Regions from separate parts of the Mus musculus genome. Here region 1 is linked to region 2. The links are chromatin loops, found by intact Hi-C in ENCODE. Cell type or tissue: left cerebral cortex. All regions are shown on one strand.

What was found. Peaks named below come from ENCODE experiments on the same cell type or tissue, not always from the same donor. Only the 100,000 strongest peaks of a DNase experiment are listed, where the experiment ranks them.
Region 1: a loop joins it to region 2, with 7 times the contacts of the local background. A loop is called at or near these places in 33 of 42 quality-filtered maps.

The regions. Positions count from the first base shown.
Region 1 is chr6:120,185,202-120,193,201 of GRCm38, reverse strand. The region is part of intron 1 of Ninj2 (ninjurin 2); the gene reads right to left. Among named protein-coding and RNA genes, the nearest start is that of Gm25327, 45 kb to the right of the region's middle. In left cerebral cortex, CTCF peaks have their summits at 3,889 (motif pointing left) and 4,751; DNase peaks (open chromatin) are centred at 773, 2,595, 4,718 and 5,349.
Region 2 is chr6:120,035,013-120,043,012 of GRCm38, reverse strand. It overlaps Wnk1 (WNK lysine deficient protein kinase 1), which reads left to right and starts at 4,358. Exons shown (of 28, transcript NM_001199084.1): 1 at 4,358-6,139. The coding sequence starts at 5,381. In left cerebral cortex, CTCF peaks have their summits at 3,204 (motif pointing left) and 5,858; DNase peaks (open chromatin) are centred at 4,232, 4,857, 5,563, 5,864 and 1 more place; H3K4me3 peaks cover 5,055 bases; H3K27ac peaks cover 3,044 bases.

The DNA.
Region 1 (8,000 bases), 150 kb before region 2:
GCCAGTGGTACTGAACCTGGTGGTATTGCCCATAATGTCAACATATGGGAGGCAGAGGCAGGAGGCTTTTGAGTTTAAGGCCATCCTGGGCCAAACAGAAAGATAGCAAACCAAAACGAAGGAACAGGAAGCTGGATCTGAGGGAGATGATGGAGGGATCCCCAGGTGGGAACAGCAGCAGACCTGCAGCCTGGGAGGAAGGTGTGCTCAGAGGGAGGGGCTGTGAGACTCTGGAGGAAATTGCTTTGATCTCTTCGGTTCTTGGCAAGTGAGGAAAAGATTCCCTACACCCTACCGTCTCTATCTCCCCAACCCCCGCCTCTCCCCCCCCCCCCCGCCCCTCTCCCCCGACCTGCTGGGTCTGAGAATGGAATCCGCTGTCCTAAACCAGTGTTTCTCAGCCTTCCTAATGCTTTGGCCTTTTAATACAAGTTCCTCATGTTGTGGTGACCCCCAACCATAAAATTATTTTCATTGCTACTTATAACTGCAATTTTTGAATCATAATGTAAATGTATGGTTTCTAATACAGGGGTCTCGACCCACAGGTTGAGAACCACTTACTGCCCTAAATCCTGCAGTATAGCATTCTTCTCCCTAGCCCACTAGAAACTCCATCAGGGATCTGGCTAAGCGAGGGTCATGGGGTTGCAACAGGGTGGTGCCTTGGGAGATCTGGCCCTTTAAGGCCGGAGCCCCGGCGGGTCAGAACAAAGGCCCGGGAATGTGGGCTGGATCAGGGAGCAGAGCCATTCAGCATGAGTCATTCTTTCATGGAGTCAGAATCCCTGGCTCCTACTTGCCTTGGCCTCTCCCGTGGGCCGAGGGACAGCATCCAGGGCCCGTCTGCAGAGCTTGGACCAGAAGGCTGGAAGTTCCCGCCCAGCTCAAACCCTGCTAGGGAGGCGGCGGTTCATGATCTTGGGTTCCTGGCTTTGGGGTTCAGTTCTCCCCAGAGCATGGGGGTTCAGTTCTCCCCAGAGCATGGGTGCTCAGTTTCATATCTATACAACGTGAAGAAAAACCAGGCCTCTGGAGGAGATGGGCTGTGGGGAGGCGGAGTGAGTCTTCTTCCCTGGAAGTTAAGGCAGAATCCAAGATTGTGAGATCTGTCTCACAATGGTCATCTCTCAGTCTTGCTCAGGACCTGCTCTCCTTCATTCTATACGCTCACTTAGTAACAGAGGGACAGAGTCCGAGGCCAGGGTCCAGGAGACCCTGTTCAAGATATAACAGCCCCAGAGAATCCTGCCAGCCAGGGATGCCTGGGAACCTGAAGGCAGCAGTAGTAGGTGTGAGTCGAGGGGCAGGGTTATGCTGAGGGAATCCTAGAGGTCCATTCCGGGACCCAGAGTACCTTCAGGACTAAAGTATGTGGGGTTTGTGATTGAGGTGGGTAGGTAGGGGGTGAGCACATCAAAGACCTAATTCCCACCCCCCAACCCCGCTCTTGCCTCACCTCCCCCATTCCAGTTTGCAATCCCTTTAGCCCTCTTGCCAGGCCCCACCCAACCCCAAGCCTGGGAATCCTATCCCTTCAAGTGAGCTTCTTAATTCAGCCCTTCATCTTTGTCGTTGTGTATTTTTGCTTCTTTACTCAATTCAGGCAAACAGGAAGGGACTGGCTCTAACAGAAAAGTAAACACATTGTCACATTGTCTATTGACATTCTAGTTACCAGGGACCTTGATGTCCACCATCTCATCCTGCTTTTTCTTAGAAATGAGATTACATGGATGCTGTCTCATGGTGTGTGTGTGTGTGTGTGTGTGTGTGTGTGTGTGTGTGTGTGTGATGGAAGTTGGATAAAATTGTTCTACCAAGAGGCTACAAAAGACCCAGAACCCAGCTGAAGGTAGAGACCTGGTCCCTTCTCCGATCCATCAAGCTGGTGTGTGAGCAGGCCAGCTCTCCCAACCCTGTCCTTGTCTGTGCAAGTACAGAGCTGAGTTCTTTTTAGCAGAGCCATCAAAGAAGGAGGAGGCTCCCTCCTCTGGGTGGAGAGTCTCAGGCTTGAGACTATCCGCTGAGAGGAATTAAGGCCAGGCAGCTGTGGGGCCAGGCCAGGCTAGAGACAGTGAATCACTTTGCCCCATGCAGCCCCAGGCACTGGTGACCTTTGGATGAGTCACTCCTGTCAGTTTTGAGAAAAGCCATGCAGGCAGTCCTTCTGTGTGTCAGCTCAAACCCCGGCTACACAGAGAGTAGGTCAAATGATGACCTGTCAGTTGGCCTCGGAGTAGTAAGCCACCTAGAGATTCTAAGAGCACCTGGAAAGTTGGCGATGAGTCCCCGGCTTCCAGAGGCTGATTTCCTACCCCAGGAAAGGGTGGGTCCATCCTAGAATGCTTGTTTAAACCGTAACCCCAGGAAAATTATTCTACTCATGGGTTTGAAGTAGGTGTTGGGATGTTCTGCTGTCCTATCAGAGTCCAGCTTGGGAAGGTGATGGGCCTGCCCCACTGTGTTGCACATACGCTGGAGCCCATGTAGGCCCAATATACTGTGTGGCTGTGTAGCTCCAACACCCTAGAACCATGTAGCTCATAGTTATGGAGGACATATCTGGCACAGCGTTAAATACAGGACATGAGTCAGCTTAGTCCTCACTCAGCCCTGCAAAGATGAGAGCATCACCATGTAGTGAGCAGAATGCAAAGAGTTCAAGGAACTCACCGAAAACCACACAGTAGAGTGCCCTTCCCTTTGTACTGGAGTCAGCATCTTAACCCCTCCCCTACAATGTTCCAGAAGCTAAAACATGCTTAGGGTCTAATGACAAACATATGAACAATGCAGGATGGCACGTCTGTAATCTCAGCACTCAGGAGACTGAGACAGGAAAAAAGCAAGGACAACCTGGGAAAGAAACAAAACAAAGAACCCTAAAGATGAACTACATGGTGGTAGTCAGATGAAGGGAAGTAATCCTATAGTCTGGTCAGGGCACACTGCTCAATGGAAGTCTAGCCCTTAGTCCCAGGGAAGCTTGCTCCAGACTTGCCTGAGTCTTCCAGGCCTATGTGTCCCCAACCCCTGCACTGCTGTGGGCAAAGAAGACAGAGGTTTGCCTTGGATTGAAAATGTTAAAACATTTAACAGAAGCATCTGGGAGAACTGGTCGACCTTGGCTACTTCTGCTGTGAGAAGGGAACATCTGTCCTGTTTGCTGTGCATAGCTGGGGCTTAAGCTCCCTTGTAGAATGCTTGTCTTGTAGTATTCATGAGGCCATGGGGTTTGATCATCAGCATCCAAGTGGAGGGCGGAAGGATGGGAAGCAGGCCCTTGAGAAATATTGAACTTATGGAAGACAAGCAGACAAACCCCCAACTCAGGATTATCCGCCCATATGTGGCCCTACAGGCATTTTAAATAATCTCTTCTGACTCAGGGCCTGTCCCAGCCCAACTTTTGGTGTAGGCACCACTTAGCTTTTCCACAAGCCCCAGAGACTTGTAATGCCTCTCCACTCCTTGGACAGCCTCTGTCCACACCCAAGGCATGCCATACCACACCAATCTCCCAAGAAAAGGAAATATTCGCCCAAGCGTGATGACACTGTGTATCCAGGGTCCCTGCTCCTGCTCTTGGCCTGCAGACTTCTGCCTTCTGGGCTGCTCATCTCTCCAGCCTGTCTCCTACTCTTCTCCCCACCCTTCCCCATGGGGCGGACTAACAGCTAACCGTTTTTGAAGGCTCTGCCTGTGCCCGGAGCAGGATGCTGAGAAGCAATGGTACACATTAGTCACAGTTCCCTAAACATACTCCACCCTTCTTGCCTGTTCTGGAGGCCTGTCTGCTCTATGCCCCTGGAGGAAGTGTCCTCTTTCTGCTAGACCCCTTCCCTTGGTACAGGCTCTGTTCCCCTGTCTGTGTTGGCCTTTGGCCTTCTTTAGGCCTCTATATGGCTCCCTCTTCTGCTGTCTTCCCTGCCCCTTTGGACACGGTCTCACTGCATAGCCCAGCTGGTCTTGAACTTAAGCTGTCTCCACCTTTAAGATCCTCTCTTGCATATTCTTGGGTTGCACAGTCCCCGAGCTCAGTCCCTTGCTAGTGTTTGGTGCTAGGATGCTGGAGAAGAAACTTAAGTGTCTCAAATACACACTGCTTTCCCACAAATTTATTAAAGAAAAGAGCTTTAGGGTGTGGCATCACTTCCGGGACAGGGGAGTGGCTTGGGACATCTGTTGGAAAACCTGCTCCACCCCTAAGGACTGTCTTTTTCTCTCCTGGACTGTAATCCTCACATAGGGCTGACAGGCCCGGTGCTGTCACTGTCTTCAGGCCAAAACCCACAAAAGGGCAGACTCCTGCGGCTCTCTGTTTGGGGCAGGCCCCATGCCGCCACTGTGCCGCCCTTGGCCTTCCATGCCAAGAGCAGCCGTCTTGCCCTTAAAAATCAACAGCCTCTAATCCGCGGTAGGGCGGGGTGTCTTTTGCGTGTTATTCTGGTGATAATCCCTGACTGTCCCTGAAAGCTCCTCCAGCCTTGGATTCAACCTCCCTGGGAGGCTCCAGCTCTTGCCCAAGGCCCCAGGACTGGGCCTGGACCGTGCAACATTAAAGATGAGGGGCGTGGCCTTCGGGGGGGCTGGGGGGAAGGGCTGCGGGACTGCGGTTGTCCCGCAGGGGAGGCCAGGAAACTGCTTAGAGAGGCTCAGGTTAGCTCAGCCCCTCCCCGGCAGGAATCTGAGTCTTCGGAAACCCAAGTGAGAATTACAGGCGACAATAGGGTTGGTCCTCCACTAGAGGAGGCAGAATGTGCAGAGAGGCTGCAAGGGAGGACCTGCGTGGGAGAGCGCGGCGGGGCCTGCTTACTCTTTGCGGAGAGCTCGCCCATCTCCCCTGCAAACAGAACTTGGCCAGTGGCCTTTAGGAAAGACTACTCAGAGTGCAGTTAACCGTGGATTTACCACACACAAACTGCCCAAGGATCTATCTGTTCCCCCCACCCCCCCACCCCCCAGTGCTCACCCAAGACCAGAGCACTTTCTGGGTCAGAACTTTGCTTGGAGGTTTTCAGCCCCATTTGGCACTTAGCTCTAGAGTCCACTTTGGCTCTAGAGTTTCCCCCAAAGCAAATATTCTCCAGGTCCACCCAGCCCACCTCCGCTGCCCCGCTGCCCCGTGGATCCTACTTTTAAGAGCCAAGTAAAAGAGTTAACACGGAAAGAGCAACAAAGACAATGCTGCCTGCCGAGCACAGCTCTGAAAATGGAACTAGTCCCAAATTTGTAAGTGAAGGAACCGAAGTTCCAAGAAATTGGCTGCCCAAAGGTCAGATCTGAAGGGCTGTGTGCCCATATGGAAGTCCTTAGGCCGGCGCTCTTTTTTTGAATATGGTTCTCAACGCGTGTGGATTTGATGTGGAAGCAGAAGCAGCGGGGAGCACACAGTAACGAAGGTGCTGGGTCAGAGGCGTGGCTTGGTGACAGACCACTTCCCTTTCACTCGTAGGCTGGATCCCCAACAGGGGCGGGGGATGGGTAGGCAGGTTCTCTGACTGAATCAGACAATCAGGAGAGATGCCCGGGCATGAGGACCACTGCCCTATCCATGGCTGCCCTGGAAGTCTCTTTCTGCGCGCCTCTGCTGGCCAGTTTCATGTTGATTTTGCCTTTTAATTCATTTAATAGCACCTCCCCCCCCCCTCTGCTCCCCGGAAACCAAGGGTCAGAACAGTTCAGTGAGGTTGCCAGGACCACCCAGCTTTTAAGTATTAGAGTTCCTGGGATCTGGGACCTGGGTCGCTAAGCCACTACACCCAGCTTTCACAAACCTCAAAAGGCCCACCCAGAATTATGGCTCACACCTTCAAACCCAGTACTTAGGAAGCTGGGGTAAGAGGCTTGTTTAAGGCTAGCCTGGGCTACGTAGGATGTTCCAGTTCAACCTGGGCTTCAAGAGTGAGAGATCTTGCCTCAAAAAAGAACCAAACAGACCCTCAAAGGACCAGTCTAAAGAATTTTAATGTAGTATTTCTAGGTTTTCCCACAGGAAAACCAATGAAACGAAGCCCAGATTTCATTTTATCCTGGCAGCCAGGATGGGTGGCAGCATCTCTCCCCTATACCCATTATAGGCACACCATTGCCTTGTCTCCGAGAGCCCGAGGCCCCTTTCTTTTCATCCTCGGCCACACCAGAGCTGAGGCGTCATGGGTGCTGAAGGGCTCTGCCACTTCAGTACATCTGAGCCACGGGATTTCTCCAAGCTGTAATGGAGAACCTGAATCCAGAGAGAAGTCTAAATGTAGAATAAAAAATAAACAAAGAAAGAAGGAAGAAAAGAAACAGAGAGAGAGAGAGAGAGATGCCTTTGTCTCCAAACAATGACAAACAAACCCAGAAGTTAGTTCTGAAGTTGAAAGTCAACATTGCACACCACGATGAGAGTGAGTGTGGCCTCCCCACTAGAGCATACATTTCAAAAGGCGAGAGTTCTTGTTTGGAATGTAATGCAATTAGAACAAGAAGTACTGACAGTTTCTGGCTGTAGTCCAGGTGAGAAGACCCCCAGCAGGCCATGGTATCTGTCAGCTAGATGGGAAAAGGGGAAGGTGCTGAATTTTCCACCCCATCCAGCCCGGAGAGAGCCTGCCAAGATGCCCGCCTATTCAGTCCAGTTCAACAAACCACATCTCCAGCTCCTTCTATCAGACGCAGACATCTAGGATGCAGTGAAGATCCCTGCCTGCCGTACAGTCCTGCCCTCCTAATCTCCTAAAACGGCAAGGGTTAGCAGGGAATAAAGTGTCTAAAGTGGGGAAGCCAGGAGATAAAATGACCCTTCATGCCACCCCAACGGCTGCTGCGGGGACTGTGGACTTTGTCTCCCTCGGTGCTGCAGCACCTCACCTGACAGGGCTAATGAACAAGTGAATGAACTCTGCATTCATTCAGAAAGGGCCTAGCAGACGGAAGAGGAGTTGTGTGCCAGACCCCCTTCAATGGAGCATCTTGCTTGCTGTACTGCAGTATCCTTGGTACTGGCCATAGATGAAATAGACTATAGAGGGAATAAACAAGAGAGGATTCAGGGAGCACAGAGTCCCCAGTGCTGGGGTGACGACAGTCCTGAGGGGCCCCCTTTGACTGACTTGCCAGCATGAGTCAGCAGGACTGTGCCCACCTGGGACCCTGACCCAGCCCAGGTGCTTTGCTCTCACCCAGCCCTCATTCCTTCCTCGCCCAGCTGGTGCAGCTGGAGACCTCACATGGCGGGTGCACCGCTCTCTCTTCAGTTCTCAGGCTTCCAGTGCCGCTGTGAGATGGGAGGACACAGTCACTGAGCCCAGCCTGCACTCAGCAGTGCCTCTGATAGCAGACAAAGCTGAAGGAAACCGAGGGGGAGCGAGCAAGCCAGCAATGGCAGAGTTCTCTGTGGAGCCAGGGAGGTCTGACTGGAGGGGGCTCTCCCTATCTCTGCTGGGTGACCTTGGAGCCCCCACAAAGCCTTGCTGCTTCTCTGCTTTTGATGTCTGGAAGGACCTTCCTCTGAAAGATTTCCTTCTCACCAGAAGTCAGTGTAGGCCTACTCTGGATTGAGCAAACCCCCCAACAAAATAGCTAAAATAGCTTCTTAACTAAGGTCAAGGGATCGTACCGGAAACAGCCCAGCATCAGGCCCTGGCAAACTGGCAGATTCTCTGTCTTTCTCCAGTCGTGGGGACCAAGATAAAAATTTGTGCGTAAACCGGGCGTGGCGCATGCCTTTAATCCCAGCACTTGGGAGGCAGAGGCGGGCGGATTTCTGAGTCCTAGGCCAGCCTGGTCTACAAAGTGAGTTCCAGGACAGCCAGGGCTATACAGAGAAACCCTGTCTCGAAAAGCCAAAACAAAAACAACAACAACAACAACAAAAAAAAACGAAACTTGTTCTTAGGAGGAAGCAACCCCTCCCACCCTCTGAACTGAGCTCCATCCCCAGCCCAGTCCTAGAGCTGCGCTTTTTTTTTTTTTTTTGGAGACTGTCTCATGTGGCCTTTCAGTAGCTGAGG
Region 2 (8,000 bases):
ACCCTCTGCAAGGAGTAACCACTTCCCCTTTCCTCCTTCCTCTAAGCTGCTTCTCATTTGTCCTCCTAACTAGATACTCCTGCAAGACTAGAAGCTGCTCTTAGGAGCCTTGGGAGTGGACTTGACACCTCTGATTCATAATAACTTAACCCTGTGGAATTTGACTAATATCTCTCAGCTGTCATTCATTCATCTCTCCTCATGGCTTTGTCTGTTAACTCAGCTTAGTTGCAAAAAGGGAAATTCCCACTCCTAGTCGGGTGGAGGTTCCTCTGTAGACCATGCACCATCCTGTATATCACATTAGCTTCTTAAATTTCACAATAACCAAAGGTATATTACACCTGCTTTTTTTTTTCTCTTTCTGAACACACAGAACACCAGAGGTCAATCAAAGAGTTATTTAATTTGTTTATTTAATCTGCATGTGTGTGTGTTTGCCGTACTAGGGATCTGACACAAGAAGGCCATACGCACGGCAGCATGCGTTCGGCCACTGAGCTGCATTCCCAATCCATAATTTAGTTCTCTGAGAAGTGTAACCTCCTCTTCTACAGAAGTTAAATCAGCTTAGTGTACTTGGGCATGTGAAGCAGTGGCTTTGGATAATCCTAATGTTGCCAGTGTTAGTATTGGTAGAGTTTTGTTTTAGTAATGATCAGCTTGGTTTTCTTCCTAAATGCTCTACAGTCTTAGCTATCCTAATGCGATGTGTGGGTCAGAAAAAGCTTCTGAAATTGGCATGGTCTATGAACAACTACTCAACAGCCTTGTTGTTTCATTGATTAATTGATCCACTAATTAATTAAAGAGGGTCTTCGGTGCTCATAGATGTCAGAAGAGGGCATTGGGGGCCCTGGAGCTGGAGTTACAGACAGTTGTGAGCCACCATGCGAGTGCTGGGAATCAAACTAGGGTCCATTGGAAGAGCAATCAATGCTCTTAACCTCTGAGCCATCTCTCCACATTAATCTGTTTACTCCTTAGGGTTTTGCTTATAAAGTGAAGATTAAAAAGCTTACTTCCTGTGAAGTAGTTACGAAGTTCAGATAGGCCTGTTTGTGTAAAGATCTTGACATATAAGTAACTGTCTGATCAATGGTAGACATTATTTTACAGAACAAAGTGAGTGAAGACTGAAAAAAAAAAAAGGAAACGTGCTGACCTCTTTTTAAACGTTTCTGACAAGTTAATATTAATTGTATAGCAAGACTTCTCTATGTGAAGTTTATCTAGATACACTGAGTCAAGGAATCATAAATAAAACCAAATCATTTTAGAAGGTGATCTATGACACAGAGGTGAAAATAAGGGATAATGAAATTTGAGGGAAGAGGAGATTATTTCTAGATAAAGAAGTCAGAGGGGTTTCTTGACTGACATTCATACTTGAAGTTGAGATCCATACTATCCAGCATTCAACCTGTACATAGTGAGCTTTTGTAAAACAGTAAACACAAGCGAGAGCTTAAAAGAAGGCCAAGCACAGTTGGGAATGACAGGAATGAAACAAAACTCATTCACACGCAAGTCAAAGGAACATGGAAAAGGAGGGAAAAAAAAGAAAAAAGAAAAAAAAAAAAAAAAAGGGAAAGAGGCCCTCCATAAGCCACATCCAGGAAGCTACCGGGAACTGTACCATACTCTAGATCAAGTATGTGTTCAGTTCATTTCAGCCACTGTCTACCTTAAAGCTGTTGCCGACTTTTATTGCCTGTAAGTTATCAATGGGAAGAGAGAAGCATGAATCAACACACTGAAGAAGAAAAACAGATTTGCATTCTTGGTCACCCAAATGCCAGTGCTTCAGATGTTCATTCTGAGTGCATTTGTGTATACTAAGCTCTTCCACACACTTCTTTCTTCCTTTCTTTCTTTCTTTCTTTCTTTCTTTCTTTCTTTCTTTCTTTCTTGGCTTTTTTAAGACAGGGTTTCTCTGTATAACCCTGGCTGTCCGTTCCACACACTTCTATTTAGTCTCTTGCTGGTTTGTGTGGACGGGAGAGAACTTGAAAACAAACTCCAGAGAAAGGGAAAGTATGATCTGGAATTATAGTCAAGAATAACAGGGAACTTAGTACGGATTTAATCATTATAAAGAGAGATGAACATGTGAGCGTAGTAAATCTCCATACTATAGTTCAACCTTTAAGTCTAACCGTCCCACACAGCGACGATACTCACCATTGTATCTGTTTTCCTAGTAAAGCTAAGTAGGAAAAGTTGTCATGTGGATAAGTGTGGTTTTTAAAGTCAATGATTAGTAGGTTATTTATAATGACTAGGTATTCTTGCTTGAAATGATGTGTTGACAGGTCATGGCTATATTATATATATTAAGGAAGTTGTGCCCATTGTCATGTGACCAAAGTTGCAGGGTTTAGTAAATAAGAATAAGCAACAACGATAAAATTGTTTCAGAACCACCTGGACAGAAATATCCTAATTTCTTTTTATAGAAACAAACATACAATAAATAAAAAAAAAACTGTGATTTACTGGTCTTTTAAAAACCCACCACTGTATAATTAAGTTTCTTTGTGTTATAAACAAAGTTTTCTCTGGTAAAGCAACTTTGAGAAAATTATAATCAACAGTCTTAAGAAGTACAAGAAAAATGCACTTCATAGTTACTTCTTCATTTGCTGACATTAGATTTATCACTGGAGATAAACCACTAATTAAATGTACTAAAACAGACTTACCATTAATAAAGTGAACTAATGATTTTCTAAAACAGTAGAGCACTAATATTTCAGTATTCTTCCTGCCCCTTCTGCACTTGTATTTCAAACTGTTCACAACCTGCCTTCTTTATTAAATCTAACAGCCATAGGGTTCAAACAAACACTAAAACTTACATGGTAGATTTCGGCAAGAAAAAAAAAAAGGAAACGTGCTGACTTCTTTTTAAACGTTTCTGATAAGTTAATATTAATTGTATAGCAAGACTTCTCTATGCGAAGTTTATCTAGATACACTGAGTCAAGGAATCTTCCGTTTAGCCGCTTCCAAATCACTCAGAGATCCTCTCATATAGTCTTGGACAAGGAAAACGCGCTTCAGAGCTCGCTCCAGTCCTGGGCTGCGACTGCAGCGTATTCACGCTCGGGTGCGGTTGCGTACGTTTAAGCGCTTCCCGCTCTCACCGGTTGGGTTAAGACTTGTAACTGCCATCTGGCTCATAAATTTGGTTTCCTACTCTGTCTGGTGCCCCCTGGTGCTCATCACAACTATAATCTTACGTAGTAGCAAAGGTGGTCCAGGAAGCACTAAAGATATTTTGAAGAGAAGAATTCCATTACTGTAAACTGCACGGATCTAGGTTTCCGGAGATCCGCGCCTTGGTATAAATTACATATGTGTACATATGCAAGTGTAGTACAGAAAGGGGATGTTTTACTGAGCCACCGAGGCAGGGTATAAGAAAACAAAAGGAAAATAATTTTTACTCAAATATAGAGGCAAAAGTCAACTATGTCCTCTCAAGTTTGTAATCAAAGATTAAAGATGTAGAATATCTTCGAACTCGACCTCCTCCCATGCTTGTCACCCGCCTCTCCCCGCCCCCTACACCTCCCGTTCCCGTTAAGTTTCCGGCAAAGCAAAGAGGTTCGCTCTGATCCTGGGTTTTATTTAGTAGGCAGCCCATCTTTGCAGCCAAAGTACTTGTTTGGAAACTGGAGATGAGCATGCGGCTTTAGTTGTTGTGAAGAAGAGAAGGATGGAATATATTTTGTTTACCCTCACCCATCTAATCAACAGTGATGGTATGTGCACTCTTCACAAAGTTTTCTGGGAGTCTTCGAATTCAGGCTCAGGTTATTCAGCTTTACCTCCTTCTCCACTCCCACACCCCTAGTCACAACACTAAGGAGGCTCTCCATTAAAGACGAACAACATCATTTTTCATTGCATGGCAGCTCTACGAGCTATCTAAGCAGAACATGACGGAAGTCTCTCATTCTCTCCTTTCTTTTCTTCTCCTTTCTTCTCTTCTTTTGCAATTGATTCCTAAATAATGATTTTGATAGCGAGCACTGAGTTTGGAACGGAATTGAGCGACCCACGATGACGCTCCCATCAGGCTTTCAGATGGGGCGGTTTTCAAAAAAAGGAACTACAATTCCCAGGAGGCACCAGGCTAGAGCAATCGCAGGGCATCACGGAAGTAGTAGGCGCGTTCCTCCCGGGTTCCTTTCACGGTTTTCACCGCGAAACTACAAATCCCATCGTGCCTCGAGCTCGGCACGCCTGCGCGAGAGCCCCCCGAGCGCGATGTGGGCGGGGCCGCCCCGGGCGGCGGGGGGCGGGGTCCAAGCGGGCTGTGTGGAGGCTTCAGACATCGGCGCCATTTAAAGCGGAGAGTTTTCCCGGGCGGACGCGCTCCTTCTGCTCGGCTATTCCGTACTCCCTTCTTCGCTGACAGAAGGCGCCTAGTGGGGTGACTGCTCTTTTTCTCTCCCTCTCCCCCTCCTCCCAGTTCTTTCGGTCTCCTCTCCTCCTGGCCAGAGAAGTAGCGGAGCCCGGGCCCCGCGGTGAGCGGCCCTCCCCTCCCCACAGTTCCCTCCCTCCTCTGCCCCCGGCGCCGGCCAGAGAGGGGAAGAGGTTCGCCAGGCCCGGGGCGGGCGGGGAGGCCTCGGGGACGGGGGGGGCCGCTCCTCAGGCTTCGAGGCTTCGAGGCTTCGGCCCTCAGCATCTAGTGATGGGCGCCCTCTGAGACTGGTCCCCTCTCCGGGGCGCGTGCTGCCTGAGGCGGCGGCCGAGCGAGCGAGCGAGCGAGCGAGCGACCGGGAACCCGGGCCGCGGCCCTCCTTCCCCTGCGCGGCCCCTCCCACTCCTGTGCCCCGGGCTGCCACCGCCCGGCGTCGGGGCTCGTCCCTCGCGCGCTGTGCCTCCGCCCTCAGGGCCTATCCCGCCGTGCTCGGCGGGCGGGCGGCGACGGCGGCAGCGGCAGCGGAGGGAGCTTAGCCGTCTTCACTTGGGTCGCATCCTCTCGCCCAGGAGCCAATTCCGCGCCCTGCTCCTCATGACTGCGGCGCTTCTGCTGCCCCAGCCCTACCGGCCTCCGCTCGCTGCAGGATGGATGCGGACTGTGCGGCGCTAACCCCCGTGGCTCCGCTCCCTCCTAGCCCGCCGACGAGCCCGCCCCGTGAGCCGCAGCAGCTTCGGTGCCAGCAGCAGCAGCCGCCGCAGCAGCCGGACTCAGTGTCCCGCGTCGCCCTCGGGGCGCCTTGTCAGTGCTGAGTGGGAGTCGTCCGGTGGTTCGGAGCCCGCCGTAGGAGCGCTGCCCAGCACTTCTTGGTGGCTTCTCCGGGTCACCCTTTTCCCTTTTCATTCATAAATCCGAGCCCGCATTCTTCACTCCATCGGACCGACCATGTCTGACGGTGCCGCCGAGAAGCAAAGCGGCACTCCGGGCTTCCTTACGCCTCCGGCGCCCGTCCCCAAGAATGGCTCAAGCTCCGATTCTTCCGTGGGCGAGAAACTGGGGGCTACGGTCGCCGACTCGGGAGTTGGCAGGACGGAGGAATATCGGCGCCGCCGGCACACTATGGACAAGGACAGTCGTGGGGCGGCCGCCACCACCACCCCCACGGAGCACCGATTCTTCCGCCGAAGCGTCATCTGCGACTCCAATGCCACCGCGTTGGAGCTGCCGGGCCTCCCTCTCTCTATCCCGCAACCTAGTGTACCTGCAGTGGTGCCCCAGAGTGCTCCACCCGAACCTCACAGAGAGGAAACTTTGACCGCCACCGTTGCTTCCCAGGTGTCTCAGCAACCCTCGGCTGCTGCCTCCCCTGGGGAACAAGCCGTTGTAGGCTCGGCCACCACGACCGTCCCCAGCAGTACCAGCAAAGACCGCCCGGTGTCCCAGCCCAGCCTCGTGGGGAGCAAAGAGGAGCCACCGCCGTCCAGAAGTGGAAGTGGCAGTGGTGGCGCCAGCGCCAAAGAGGCGCAGGAGGATAGGAGCCAGCAACAGGATGATATCGAAGAGCTGGAGACCAAGGCAGTGGGAATGTCCAATGACGGTCGCTTTCTCAAATTTGACATCGAAATCGGCAGAGGCTCCTTTAAGACAGTCTACAAAGGTCTGGACACCGAAACCACTGTGGAAGTCGCCTGGTGTGAATTGCAGGTAATGCCCCACCCCCTTTTTTCTTATTCGGTCGTTTGGATCCCAAATTTGGCTCTGTTAAGCCAGTTTGTCGAGTTCACTCTTTACTTGTAATTCTCTGACTCTGAGAGGGCGGGAAGACTAGTGTCCAAAGAGGTTGAAATTGGGAGATTGTGGAGCTTGTAGTTAGTTAGGTGTTTGGAAAAGATAGGAACTATTGGTGTCAAGAAGGATTGTTATCAGCCAGGGGTAAAAAGAGTCATTTAAGTACAAACTTGTGTGTTTAATGTCAGGCAGGAGACATGGAATTATTGGAAAAGGGTTTCCCTTCGTGTTGGGGATCGAAGAAGTGGGGCCTGGACAAGTGCTTTCCCACTGAGCTAAATATATCCTCAGCCTTTGGGAATTTTTTTTTTTTCTTTTGCTTTAAGTAAATATCAAACCTTTTTTTCCTGTACACTTCATTCTCTTCTAAGCCTCTGCAATAATGAACTGCCTTGTGTGTTTCCATCTCTAAAATCTGATTGTTAGACAAGACCCTGTACTTTTAAGGAACAACTTTCTTGATAGCAGAATATCATAGCATAGTAGCTAATAAAGGCATGCCTGGAAATCCCAACTACTTACTCTATTGGTCGAGGCAGGAGAGCCTCAAGTTCAAGGCCAGTCTGGCCTGGGTAGTGAGACACTGTCTTTTTTGTTTTGTTTTGTTTTGGTTTTTTCGAGACAGGATTTTGTATAGCCCTGGCTGTCCTGGAACTCATTCTGTAGACCAGGCTGGCCTCGAACTCAGAAATTCACCTGCCTCTGCCTCCCAAGTGCTGGGATTAAAGTCTTGCACCACCATCAAAACAACCACCCAGTCCCTGATTCCCAACTCTCTTTCCCTTTAAGTGCTTTCAGAGTAGGAAGGTACAGTATATACCTACCAATATAACCACCTACAGGTGCTTAAGCCTTATGGCTAGCTGTGATCTGACACTGTTCATTAGTCTGTCTTCATCCTATTCAGTCCATAGTGAATAGTAAAAGTCCATGCAAAATTGTATAAGTGCTTTGAAAGTTGTGATAATACCATCATTGTTGTAATATCTTATAAAAGACTTTTTGTGAGTGTCCCAAAGTATAGCCCAGACTGTCCTGAATTTGTTGATCCCTCTGCCTCAGCCTCCAGAGTATTAGAATTATAAGTTAATGCCACTATGCCAGGGATATAAAAGATTTTTAAATGAAACTTCCCAAGAGTCCGAGGGATTACAGTGCTTTCTTCCTTCCTTCCTTTTTTTTTTTAATCTCAGGGAAATTTTCAGGTTATAAATAAAGTGCAGGTATATGCTAGATTAGTTTGGACTACTAATTGCTTGAATTATAGCAATAAATAAATGTTATTATATTTATTATATAAATTTATATTTATATAAATAATATAATATAATATAATATAATATAATATATATTATAGCGATAAATAAATGTTATTATAAAGCATCTATATAAATATTGGTTTGTTAGCACTTGTTCACATCCAGAAATGAGCATGTATTTGTGGTGGAAGCAGAATTTCAGCTACATCATAGATGAAAGTGCCACTACTGATTTCTTGTCAAGAAAATGGACCAAACTGAAATAGGATTGGAAAGTAACTGAAATAATCTCAGAACTTGATTTACCCAAGAATTAATAAACAGCTTGGTTTCCAAATGTCCCAAGGTCATTTGAAATGTGAAAGGAATAATGTTTGGAATTTGCTTCTATGTGGTGGTGCATGCCTTTAATCCCGACACTCGGGAGGCAGAGGCAGGCGGATTTCTGAGTTGGAGGCCAGCCTGGTCTACAAAGTGAGTTCTAGGACAGCCAGGATTATACAGAGAAACCCTGTCTC